Linked DNA regions of Homo sapiens: region 2 is linked to region 1. The links are chromatin contacts, found by Hi-C or POLR2A ChIA-PET in ENCODE. All regions are on one chromosome and are shown on one strand. Each heading gives the region's core, a stretch centred on a gene start or an enhancer-like site at or near the end of the contact. The rest is flanking DNA. Distances are from core to core; before and after follow the strand shown.

Evidence for each region. Hi-C counts contacts between places; a loop is a spot of excess contacts on that map. ChIA-PET counts read pairs that join two places held with the same protein, here RNA polymerase II (POLR2A). Pooled maps may share reads with other maps.
Region 2: a pooled map shows a loop between it and region 1 (2.5-fold over the local background). The contact joins the enhancer-like site here to the promoter of NR1D2 in region 1. A Hi-C loop is called at or near these places in 1 of 50 pooled maps. POLR2A ChIA-PET finds 5 or more read pairs at or near these places in 2 of 52 experiments (BJ and activated CD8-positive, alpha-beta memory T cell).

Annotation. Positions count from the first base shown.
Region 1 is chr3:23,939,720-23,946,712 of GRCh38, reverse strand. NR1D2 (nuclear receptor subfamily 1 group D member 2) reads right to left here and starts at 1,427. Exons shown (of 8, transcript NM_005126.5): 1 at 1,119-1,427. The coding sequence starts at 1,134. LOC124909354 (a long non-coding RNA gene) reads left to right here and starts at 1,533. Exons shown (of 2, transcript XR_007095845.1): 1 at 1,533-3,058; 2 at 3,633-4,301. It also overlaps a transcript of NKIRAS1 not described here. RefSeq lists silencers at 336-877, 374-1,563.
Region 2 is chr3:27,628,865-27,635,203 of GRCh38, reverse strand. It overlaps the pseudogene TPM4P2. Among named protein-coding and RNA genes, the nearest start is that of LINC02084, 81 kb to the left of the region's middle. Within about 2 kb of position 2,248, at least 17 of the 41 ENCODE cell types and tissues checked have a DNase peak (open chromatin) inside an H3K27ac peak, as active enhancers do.

The DNA of each region.
Region 1 (6,993 bases), core at 178-2,677:
TTTTAATTTAAATGAAGAATGTCCAGTCTTACATATGGTGTTGGAGTCACCTATGATCACCTGAGTCATCCTGACCATACGTGAGCTGCACGCTCAGCTGCGGGTGTGACCCGTTTACTGGAAAACTCCAGCCCGAAGGGATCTGGAAGCAGTTTTTAAGACTGTGTGTGTATGAGACAGGTCGCGTCCTAGAGCAAACGGTTTTTTTTGTAAACAGACGGCATCCTAACAGGGGCGGTGCTACCCAGTCTGCGGGGAGTCGCTCGGGATCGAAGCACCTCAGAGCTCCTTCGAGCGTATCCCTTCGGGAAAGCCCCACGCCTTCCCCGAGGCGCCTCCTCCGGCCTGCAGCACGCCCTCGTCCTGCACTTCCTCCTCGGAATCTGCAAGGTATGCAGCTACCAGCCTCCCCAGGCGCCGGTTCGTTTGGTTTGCGCGGGGTCCGCGCCTTGGGGTCACCTCGCGAAAAGAGCGTGCGGCGTCCGGTGCACTGCGGTGTCAGCGCCCGCTTCGGGGACGCCCCGCCGCGGGGGCTCAGCGGGCGCGCACGCGCGGCCTCCTCCGCAGTGTGCAACCCCGCGGGGGAGGAGGGAATCGCGGCGACGTCACTGCCCCGAGGCTTCCAAAGGGGCGGAGCCTCCCGGGAGGCTGCGGCGCTCCCAGCCAGCGCGCGCGCGCGCGCCCCCGCCCCCACGTGTCCCTGCGGCCCCGGGGAATGTGGGTCAGGGAGCCGAGCGGCCTCACGTGTCCCCGCCCGCCGCCGCCGCCTCAGCGCCCATTATGTAATGCCGCGTCACGCGCCCGCCCAGCCAACCGGCGCCCGCGCGCCGCCGAACGTAAACACAGCGCGCACGTGGCTCGCGCGGCCGGGCCATGTGAGGGGGGGGCCGGGCCGGGCGCCGGCAGGCCGCGCTGCGGCTTTGCAGGGAGACAAGAGGGCGGGCGCCGGGCGGCCCGGGGGGCGATGGGAACCGAGCCAGAGGCGGACACGCGGCGCGCAGCAGCCCACCCCGCCCCACCGGCCATGGGGACACCCCCTGCCGCCGCCCCCCAAAGTGCCCCGCGGGCTCTGAGCGCTCCCTCCGGCCATCCCCCACCCGCCGCAGTCCGGTTCTTACCTGCATTCACCTCCATGGTGCCCTCGCGGAGGCGGCCGGGGCCGCCCGCTTCCCGCAGAGGGGGCAGCGCCGCCGCCGCCGCCTCAGCGCCGCGCCGCCCCGGGCTGGAAGCAGCGGTGGTCGCGGGGCCCCCTCATGGGCAGAGCGGGCGGGGCTCCCGGGCCCCAGGCCGTGCAGCGCACAGCAGGCTGCAGCGAGAGAGGGTGGCGGCGGCCGGCGAGCGGCGCTCCTCGCTGGGTCCCTGACAACAAAAGCGGCGGCGCGGCGGCTTCCTGCAGCCAGCGCACCGCGGCGGCGAGGGCGGCTGACGGGGAGGGCAGCCGCGACCATGTGACCCGCGCACACACCCCCTCCCTCCGCCCGCCCTCGGCCGGCCGCTGCGGCGACCTCCGCCCCGCCGCTCCCCTCCCTCCCGCCCGCTTCCCGGCTCCCCGGCTACCCTTTTCTCCTGCGCTTCCCCCTTCTCCCCTTCCTTCTCCTTGCCGAGCCCCTCCTCTTCCTTCGTTTTTCCCCTCCGTGCCGTAAACCTCTTCTCCGTTTCCCTCCGCCGCATATTCCTCCCCTCCTCCTCCTCTTTCCTCTCCTCCCGGCTGCCTTTCCCGCCTCTGGCCGGGAGTCCTCTCCACGCCCTGCCCCCCAACCTGGTGGCTCTTAGGTCAAAGCGGTGGCTTGGCGCCGAGCAAGGGTGATTCTCAGGACCCCGGCTGGGCCGGCTGGTTCGGGCTTGCTCAACCCTTGCGCCCCCCACCCCCACCCCCCGCTCCCACCCGACCGACCTCCAAACGCTGGTCTCTGAGGGCACAGACCCTTCCCTTTCCCTCTGCACCCTCTAGGTGATTTTATCCAATCTCATAGCTTAAGTAGACCTATGTTCTTGTGATTCCCAGATTTATATTTCAAGCCAAGACCTCTCTTCTAATCTCCAGATTCCTACATCCAGCAGCCCGTTTGATTATGCCGCTTTTTTGCATCTCAGATTTTAGACGGGTGTACGCGTGTGTCCGAACTCAGCTAATGTGCAGTCAAGATCTGGGCGTTTCACCTTGAATGTAAATTTTAGATCAAAAGAAAAAAGCTAGACATAAATTGTATGCGTGCTGAGGTGAATTCTGAGGAAAGTGCATTGATGCCCGCAATTTAAACGCATTACTGAAGTAAGATGGGCTGATAGAGGCATGAATAGATGATATGGTAAGATGTTAAACTTAGGCGATGGGGATATGGGTGTTGCTTGTAAAACTCTTTCCAGTTTGCTCTGAAATTCTTCACTATAGAAGGTGGGGAAAATGTCACGTGGAAGACATATTTACATGTGCAACACCCTATTTCCCCACCCCCCAGGTTTCTTCACCATATCAATATTTACTGTTTTGGTAAATCTGCAAGTTCCTGAAGCCAGCAAAATTATGTTTCTCTCCTAACACTCTCACAGCCTTTTATTCTCCATTCAATCCATTAGCAAGTCTGAGCTATTCTACCTTCAAAATATGTTCAATCCCTGTTTCTCACCGTTGGTATTGCTAGAGCAAACCATTATCTCTTGCCTCAGCTACTGCTCTGGTTCCCTAACTAGGAGAGTGCTTCTTGGGTCCTCCTACAGTCACTTCTCCCCAGCAGTCAAAGTATTATTTTTAAAATGTAAATAAGATCTGATTACTCTGCTGAAAACCCTCCAATGGCTTCGTGTTACACTTTGAAAAAATTCAACGACTTAACCTGACCTGCTTCGCCCTGCACAGATGTGGGTCCTGCTTCTCTTTCCAAGGCTGTCTTGATACCCAAACCCTTCTAAACACAGTTCCCTAATCACGGTAGCCCTCTATTCTTCCCTACTTCTGGAATTTATCACCCTCATGTGATGCTGATGGAAGAGTTCCCCAGGCCACGCTTTGTAGCTTGCTTGCTTTTTCATGTATCAACTACCATCTACTTCTACACAGGTAAAATGAGGTTAATATGAACAGTCTAGAAGGCAGAAAAGAAATCATAAAAGAGGATACCACTCTAAAAAGGCTGTGTACTGTATGATTCCAACTATACGACATTCTAGAAAAGGCAAAACTGGGCTGGGCGCGGGGGCTGACGCCTGTAATCCCAGCACTTTGGGAGGCCAAGGCGGGTGGATCACCTGAGGTCAGGAGTTCAAGACCAGCCTGACCAACATGGAGAAACCCCATCTCTACTAAAAATACAAAATTAGCCGGGGTGGTGGCGCATGCCTGTAATCCCAGCTACTCGGGAGGCTGAGGCAGGAGAATCGCTTGAACCCGGAAGGCGGAAGTTGCGGTGAGCCGAGATCGCGCCATTGCACTCCAGCCTGGGCAAAAAGAGCAAAACTCTGTCTCAAAAAAAGGAAGAAAAGGCAAAACTGGAGACAGTAGAAAGATCAGTGGTTACTAAAGGCTAGAGGGGAAGGAGGGATGAATAGAGCACAGAGGATTTTTAGGGCAGGGAAAGTATTCTGTATGATACTATAATGGTGAATATATGTTTTTACACATTTGTCAAAACTAGAACCTACAACGTCAAGAGTGAGCCCTGGCAGGGCGCAGTGGCTCACACCTGTAATCCCAGCACTTTGGGAGACTGATGTGGAAGGATCAATGAGCCCAGGTATTGGAGAATCGGAGACTAGCCTGGGCGATATGGCGAAACTCCATCTCTACAAAAAATACAAAAATTAGCCGGGTTTGGTGGTGTGCAACTGTAGTCCCAGCTACTCAAGAGGCTGATGCAGGAGCATCTCTTGATCTGGGAGGTTGAGGCTGCAGTAAGTCATGATCTCCCCAGTGCATTCCAGTCTGGGTGACAGAGCAAGGAGATCCCGTCTCGAAAAAAAAAAGAAGTGTATCCTAATGTAAACTGTGGCTTTGAGGCCGGGAGCGGTGGCTCACCCAGCACTTTGGGAGGCCGAGGACGGCAGATCATCTGAGATCAGGAGTTTGACACCAGACTGACCAACGTGGAGAAACCCCGTCTCTACTAAAAATACAAAATTAGCCGGGCATGGTGGCACATGCCTGTAATCCCAGCTAATATGGAGGGTGGAGCAGGAGAATCGCTTGAACCTGGGAGGCGGAGGTTGCGGTGAGCCGAGATCGTGCCGTTGCACTCCAGCCTGGGCAACAAGAGCAAAACTCTGTCTCAAAAAAATAAAATGAAAAAATAAACTATGGCTTTGAATGATGTATCAGTGTAGGTTCGATAGTGGTAACAAATGTACCACCGTGTCGCAGGATGTTTGATAGTGGGAGAAGCTGTGCGTTTGTGGAGGCAGGAGGTGCTTGGGAACTCTGAAGTTCACAGTACTGCTCTAGGCCAGGCGCGGTGGCTCACGCTTGTAATCCCAGCACTTTGAGAGGTCAAGGCAGGCGGATCTCTTGAGGCCAGGAGTTCAAGACCAGCCTGGCCAACTTGACAAAACCCCGTCTCTACTAAAAATACAAAAATTAGCCGGATGTGGTAGCACACACCTGTAATCCTAGCCACTAGGGAGGTTGAGTCACGAGAATCCCTTGAACCCGGGAGGCAGAGTTTATCGTAAGCTGAGATCATGCCACTGCACTCCAGCCTAGGCAACAGAGTGAGACTCTGTCTCAAAAATAAATAAATAAATAAATAAGTAAATAAATAAAGACTATTTAAAATTGTATAAGAGGTTACCACTATTTAAATTTGAAAAGAAGAATGTAAGTGAAAAATAGCCATTGCAAAGTATATCTTTAAGACCCTCTCTTCGATGATAGTGTCTATAAAATAATATCAGTGTCTATGAGCCTCAGCGTTTTTTAGAGGCTGCCTTCTTCCTATGAGACTTTGCAAGTAACTAGTAGAGGCTATAGAGCTATAACCCAAGTCAGTCACCAGCCACACCACTGGCCACTGGAAATTCGCTGGGCTCCTCAGTGCCAGAGGAGGATGCTCAGGAGCATCCTCTGGTTGGGCAGTACCCAGCGTGCTGTAGCTGCGGTGGAAATTGCCTTTTGCTGCTGTCATTCCAAGGAGCCTCATTTATTAATCCTGTGGTGTCTATGGCTTAGTCTGTTGGGATTCTCAGAATATTCATAGTGGATTTCTACCTACTCCACCTTCCTCATTCTGACCAAAATAACTGTTGAATGAAGTGACTGTGTCTTCAAAAGTTATCTGTTAAAAATGCAAATTACTTTCTAGGAAAGCTACCTCATTAGCCCTTACATACAATTAACAGAGCCTGCAAAACAACACAAGATAGGTCCATCTAGATATGAATAAAGGAAAGAAGAGCCTAAATGTTAAGAGTCCTCTTATCCCAAACTCAAGTAAGATAGGCCAAGTGGCGCACTGCAGTATGAGGACCTAGATGAAGGAGGGGCATTAGGAAAAAAAGAGAAAGGTGAAGTCTATTAAAGATAAGGCCAATTAAAAACATTTAAGGTCATTCCTCATTTTAAAATGTTCCAATGAGTCCTGCTAGCTCCTAATACCGAAACAACATGCCACTTAAATTGCCTTTTCTATGCCCTAGATGAGCAGTTCTCAAACTTTTGATCTCAGAACTCTGCACTCTTAAAATTGTTGAAGACCACAAAGTACTTTTTTTGTGGACTATATCAAGATCTACTTATTAGAAATGAAAACAGAGACATTTAAAACACAAAAATTCCCAAGCATGTTTGTCTCAGAGCAGCGACATCATCACATAGCAACAAATAGCTCTGGCAGTTTGCTGTGACACAGCAAATTGCAGTTGCCGTTCATCATGACATTTGTGACGTACCTTCTTCCAGGCTATTTTTTTCTTTACCGTTCCATTCATGGTATTAGCTTCTATATTTCTCCACAATTCTGCCTCAATAATATGTCTTTATTTTAAATTTAAAACTTTGTCTGTACTTAATTTTTAACTAAAAAAATGATTTTGTTATAACGAAATAATAAAAATTATATTATGATTTATATATCACTATGTAAATTATGTCTTATTTGATGTCTTCATAAAATATTCAAATAAACACATTCCACTATTACATCTGTGCATAGAAAACACTAATTCAAACTGAATCAATCCATTGACACCAACAAGATCAGTGATGTGTTTATGGGCAATACTGAAAACAGTACACAACTCCAGCACACACACTACAATGCAATAATAATAGCTTATGAGATGTAGTGGTTAAAGTTAAATACAGCCCAACCAAAACTGTCAAGTTGTGTTTAATGAAAAAAAAAATTCACACTGTTGCAGTTTTTTTAATTTTTTTTTAGAAACAGGTCTGGCTTTGTCGCCCCAGCTGCAGTACAGTGGTGCAATCATATAACTTATTACAGCTTCAAACTCATGGGCTCGAGATGCTCCCACCTCAGCCTCTCAATTAGCTAGGACCACAGGTGTGTACCACCACACCCCAGTAATTTCTCTTTTTTTTTTTTTTTTTTTTTTTGGTAGAGATGGGAGTCTTCCTGTGTTGCCAGGCTAGTCTTGAATTCATGGCCTCAAGCAGTCCTCCCACCTCAGCCTCCCAAAGTGCCAGGATTACAGGTGTGAGCCTACGCACCCGGTCAGTTTTTAAATTTAAATTTAAATTAGTTAAAATGAAATAAAATCCAAAATTTCATTCCTTAGTTGCTGTAGTCACATTTCAAGTGTCAATAGCCACATGTGGCAACCAAATTCATCATTACAGATTTAGAGGCTTTCTTCGTCTTCCTGAATCAGTTTGATAAATTATTATTCTAGGAGTTTGTCCATGTTGTATAAACTTTCACATTTAATGGAATACAGTTGTTTGTATCCTCTTATCTCTTTGATTGATATCAACTCTACAGTTTCCCTTTTTTGTTTTTTGTTTGTTTGTTTGTTTGTTTTGAGACGGAGTCTCGCTCTGTCACC
Region 2 (6,339 bases), core at 999-3,498, 3.7 Mb before region 1:
TGCAAACTTTAGTCGGCCCCCACACGCTGCTGGGGAATGTGGAATGTTCCAGCTCTGAGATGTTAACTGAGAAAAGAGAAGTCAAACAAAGCCGATACGTGCAGCCCTGTCTACAGAATCCTTCATTACCCAGTTTAATCAGGAGTTTCTTGGTCTTTTATTAACTTGGTCCCAAAGAAGGAATTCAAGTCCTAGATAAGTAAATCTTCAATTTGCTATTCCCTGAAGTATGGAAATGAAGTCGGGCCAATTTTTAATCTCTGCTGCCAGAGAGGCCCTTTCTGCTAATAGATAAAAACTCTTTTGCTCAACTTAGTAATGACTTGTAGTCTTTTGGATATGGCTGATCTGAATTGGACTGAACTCCACCATATTCCTGGTGAGTGGGTCATTACTGGAATGAGACATTTGCTCTTCAGAGAACAACTTTATTTTAATTTTCCTTGAGATTGAGTCTCACTCTGTCGACCAGGCTGGAGTGCAGTGGTGCGATCTCCGCTCACTGCAATCTCCACTTCCTGGGTTCAAGCGATCCTCCTGCCTCAGCCTCCCGAGTAGCTGGGACTACAGGCAGGCGTCACCATAATTTTTGTATTTTTAGTAGAGGCATGGTTTCGCCATGTTGGCTGGGCTGGTCTCGAACTCCTGACCTCAAGTGATCTGTCCTGTTGGCTGGGCTGGTCTGGAACTCCTGACCTCAAGTGATCTGTCCTGTCCTCCCAAAGTGTTGGGATTACAGGCAAAAGCCACTGTGCCCGGCCAGAGAACAACTTTAGAATGAAGGAAATATGCAAAAGGACATCACATCAAGGATCTATTAATTACCATCTATTAATTACTATATGTGGGTAATTATGACTATTTCCCAAGCATTCTACGTTGACTGCTTGAGAGGATGTTTGTCCTGCATGGTGGAGAGTGGAGAAGGACCAGGATTCTTAGGTTAATCTATCTGTGGGTTATGACTTCCCACAATAGCCACCCCCGGCCCCCACCAGCCCTTTTATTGGCTCTGGATGGAAAATCCCTACCCATGTGATGGTCCCTGGTCTCTCCTATAGTTTGACCAACAGTTGACCCAAAAGGTTGTGGTCTTCAGCGTTTTAATCATATCCACGACTAGATACTGGGGTCTGTGTTCTTCAAAGTGTGGGGCTGCCTATTCTCCCAGGAACCAAATGGCCTCTGTCTTAAGAAACTATGCTTACTAGGAAATACCCTGCCTACCTTAGGAATAAATGCAACTTAAGGAAAAAATAAGAGAGCTGAAAAAGTTGGTGCCATTTGACAAAAAAAGGGAAGGCATGAGATTTAACTCGTGCTCAAAGCTTCTCCAATACAAAATATTTGGTCATGTATTCATAATTTGCTTGACATTTCCAGCAAAGCGAAGATGGCAATAACAAAAGGAACTTCTTACAAGAGAAGAGAAAGACCCACGGAGCTCCGGAGTTTCTGTTGGAACAAGACTCTTCTGTTTTGCTTATATACAGTTAAGCTCGTTTAGTGTCTGATCCAGTGTCTGATGTAAGCCCACGTTCTCTTCTTTGGCCTGGGCAAGTTTCTCTTCCAGGTCATCAATTGTCTTTTCCAGTTTTGCAACCGTTCTCTCTGCAAATTCAGCACGGGTCTCAGCCTCTTTCAGTTTGTCACACAGAAGTTTAATTTCTTCTTCACATTTGTCCTCCTTTTCAGAATACTTTTCAGACGCAGCCTCCAGAGATTTCAGATTGTTAGTAACATTCTTGAGTTCTTCTTCAAGGTCACCACATTTTAGTTCAGACACCTCCACACGCTCCTCTGCCCTCTCCAGCTCACCCTCCAGGAAGACCAGCTTACGAGCTACCTCCCAGTATTTGCGGTCAGCCTCTTCCGCAATGTGCTTGGCCTCTTTGAGCTGCAGCTCCTGAATTTCCATCTTCTCCTCATCCTTCATGGCCCGGTTTTCTATCACCTTCATTCCTCTCTCACTCTCATCTGCAGCTTTTTCTGCCTCCTCCAGCTTCTGCGGGGCCGTGGCCAGTCTTTCCTGAGCCCTGTCCAACTTCTCCTCAACGAGCTGGATGCGTCGGTTGAGGGCGGCCACATCACCTTTAGCTTTCTCGCGCCGCTCACACTCACCGCCCAGCTCCCGCTGCAGGCCCTGCGCGGTCTTACGCCTCGTCCGCCTGCTGCTGCAGGGCCTAGATCTGGCGTTTCACTGCCTCCAGGTAGCTGAGGCCGGCCATGGCGCGGAGGCAGCGGCGGCGCGGAGGCAGCGGCGGCGCGGAGGCAGCGGCGGCGCGGAGGCAGCGGCGGCGCGGAGGCAGCGGCGGACGCTCGGCTGGGCTCGGCTGGGCTCCGGCGAGAGCTGCACTGCCGCGCCCTGGCCCCCCAAGCCTTTGCCTGCGCGGGGGCCGCCCCCGCCTCTCCCCGCCCCCCGGGCCGGCTGCCGTCGGGGCGATGAGGTCGCCCGGCCGGACCGCCGACGTCAGCACCGCTGGCGGCTATCATTTTCTTAGGACGTGGTCTGACTTTCCTTTTTAACTCCAGCTTCCATTACGATTGGCATCATTTTATTTCTAGCACCCTGGAAGCTGTATCCACAACAATGAGACCTAGATATAAGTCCTCTAGACACCCCACGTTCTCCCAGTAAGTTCTGCTTTGCAGTTGGAGGGTATTTATGGTCAAGGCCAAATGGCAGACCAGCAAATGATCTCATTCTTCCTGGACCACCTTTGCCCACAGAAAAGCATTTTGTGATCCAGATGAGATCTATCTCTCCATATACAAAAAAAAAAAAAGGTTTTGTCCACATATATAAAATGGTCATAGTGACTCCTTAACCATAAAGTAACATATATAAGACACAAATTATCAAACCCTGATTACAGCTGAGTTATCACTAGGCGCATCAGGCGCAGCGCCTAAAACTCATGATAGCTTTAGAAATCAATAAAAACATTTTAATTTTAATTTCTTTTAAAATTGGAAGAAAAAATAAATATAATAATATGAATATGATAATAAAAGCCACCTGGATTTTATATATATACATATATATATATTTTTTTTTTTTTTTTTTGAGGTGGAGTCTTGCTCTTTCCAACAGGCTGGAGTGCAGTGGCGCGATCTCAGCTCACTGCAAGCTCCGCCTCCTGGGTTCATGCCATTCTCCTGCCTCAGCCTCCCAAGTAGCTGGGACTACAGGCGCCCACCACCACGCCCAGCTAATTTTTTGTATTTTTAGTAGAGACAGGGTTTCACCGTGTTAGCCAGGATGGTCTCCATCTCCTGACCTTGTGATCGGCCTGCCTCGGCCTCCCAAAGTGCTGGGATTGCATGCCTGAGCCACTGCGCCCGGCTGGATTATATTCATTTTATACTGGTATAGTCATAAAATATAATTTTAAATTTTTTTGGAAGGAAGAAAGTGGACCATGAAGGTAAAAATGCCTAGGGCATGTGAAAGTCATAATACAACCCTGGCTATAATCAGAGAGGGTCATTCTCTCAAAGTCTTCCACAACCTGGCCTCACCCCACATGTATAGCCTATGTCTAATTTTCCTCTGGTTGGGCCTTCTTGCTAATCTAGCTGGTTCTTCTCCAACTATTATTTGGGGGAGAGACCCAAGTCAAGCTTTCTTTTGTTAATGTGTCTTTATTCATTTCTTTTTCACATTTGGAAAGCTTTCTACCTTACTAACACAAACTCTACCCATTTTAATCCCATCTTCTTTCATAAGGCCTTCCCTAACTACAGCCGCCTACATGGATCCCTCTATTTTCTAACATTACAGTGCTTTTAATTTATTGTACCTGCCAGAATACAGGCAAACACAGGTGAGAAGCAATCGCCCATTTCTCTATGAGAAATCACCTCCACCAAAAGAAAAAGAGATTTGGCCAATTTAACATTATAAACTTTTAGTCATGTTGACGAAATAGGCAAATGTCTATTTCAATTTAAATTAACTCGAATGTATTAATTTAAATGCACAAAGGTTTTTAAAATAGCAATTGATAAAAAATCATGTCTTGATTTAGAAATACTGCTTTTTATTCTTATATCACATTCCGTGAGACAGTTTAAACAAAACTCCTAGGTGCAACTTAATTTCTTAGTCATCACTAAGGCCACATTTTGAGTCATCAAATGCAGTGTTCAGATGGTATCATCTTCACTTCCAGCTAAGTTCTTTACTTCCAGATAAGTAAGATTTCCTTTTCGAAATCCTGTATTGAGCTATTGCTAGAAAATTTATCCCAAACTATAAGTAGCTATTCACATATTAGGACTATTTGCTTATATTTATGATTTCCTCAATATAATTACTGAATTGCCTTTTTAAAAAATCTTGGTTTAAACTATCTTCTTTATAATACAGCCAACATCTTTAACTGAGAGGCTATAACCTTTGGAATAATTACCATATCTTTGTTAAACCTCTGCATTCCTTTTTGAAACAACTTTATCACTTGATATCTATAAACATGTCAAGCTAGTATTGACTGAAGTGGTTTCAGGTTAATATGTTATTCTCCATCAATAATTTGTTGTTCAAAATGAAGTCATTGAGACAGAGCCCATAATGTGAAAGACTTATAAGGACTAGAATTTAAGTCCAGTTACTCCTTTTCTGAAAGATAATTTTGGGGATAAGATTTTGCTGGCCGGGCGCGGTGGCTCACGCTTCTAATCCCAGCACTTTGGGAGGCCGAGGCGGGCGGATCACGAGGTCAGGAGATCAAGACCACGGTGAAACCCCGTCTCTACTAAAAATACAAAAAAAAAAAAAAAAAATTAGCCGGGCTTGGGGGAGGGTGCCTGTAGTCCCAGCTACTTGGAGAGGCTGAGGCAGGAGAATGGCGTGAACCCAGGAGGCGGAGCTCGCAGTGAGCCGAGATCGCGCCACTGCACTCCAGCCTGGGCGACAGAGCGAGATTCCGTCTCAAAAAAAAAAAAAAAAAAAAAAAAAAGATTTTGCTTTGTATTTAAACCTATCTGTGTGTCCTACCATTTAACTATTTGTCACAATTTGGTAATTATTTCAGATGTATCGGTCTTTTCTCAAACGGATTGCTTTTATTTTCCACTTTTTATGATAAAATTTTAAAACGTACACAAAAACACAGACCCTAGCTTAATGAGCCAAATATACCCATAACCCAGCTTCAACAATAATCAGTAGATGGCCAGTCTTATTTCACGTATATCCCCACTCAGTCCCCACACTTTTATTATTTTGGTGCAAATTCCAGACTCTACTAATATCTTAAAAAAATCCCGCCACTTCCAAACCTAAAAAATTAATGATAATTCTTTACTATAATCAAATAACCAGTGTTTGAATTTTTACATATTGCTTTTATATTTTCTTTATTTCATTCCACATCAGGATAATGTCTATGCATCATGATTGTTTGGTCTCATTTCTTTTAAACTATCTATCCTTCTTCCATCTCTTTTTTTCTTCTCTCTTTGCAGTTTTTTTTGTTGAAGTCACTTGAATCATTTGATAGGAAACATTTCCTACAGTCTGTATCTTGCTTGCTGCATCCCTGTGGTACCATTTAACACGTTTCTCTGTGTCTCATATTTCCTGTAAATGTGCAGTCAGATCAGGAGGCTTGATCAGATTTAGCCTCAATTATTATTTTTTTTGGCAAGACAACACCATAGGTGGTGCTGTGTCTTTTTCCTGGAAAGTGCGTAATGTCTGATTGTCTCCTTTTTGGTGATGTTATCAACCCCTAGTGATCATTGCCTAGATCCAGTAATTCAAATGGTGATATTCTAACTCTATCACTCATTCTTTATTTATTAGCTGGAATTTCTCTGTAAAGAAAAATTTCCCATATCAACTATTTGGTTATTTTTTGCATAGTGAAGGCAAGATAAACATTTTATTCATTTGTCTGTTTAAAAATTAATGAAGTTGTTTCCTAGCATTCTTCAAAGATATTCAATGTTAATGCGATGGGGTTTTTTAGTGAACTTACAGATTTAAACATATCTGAGAATTTTAAGTCATTATTGATGTTCAATTTGTTTCGTCTTTGACCAGTGGGAGCCTACTAAGTACGGCATCTAAGTCTTTTTAACATGACCCTCGTAGTCTTTAAGAGCTGCCTTGCTTTATGGCATGACAAAGTGTGGTAGGCTTATTTTTATATGGAAATGTACAATGATTCCGGTTGGAATTAGCCATTTCTTCAGGGAGTCACAATCTGGGTGCTAGGCCTACCCTTCGGCAATAATTGGTTACTGTTGCTAGTCCTTTTCAGTGGACAGAACAAAAAATATAAATTTATTTTATGTAAACTTTCTTGAGGTATAATTCATATACAATAA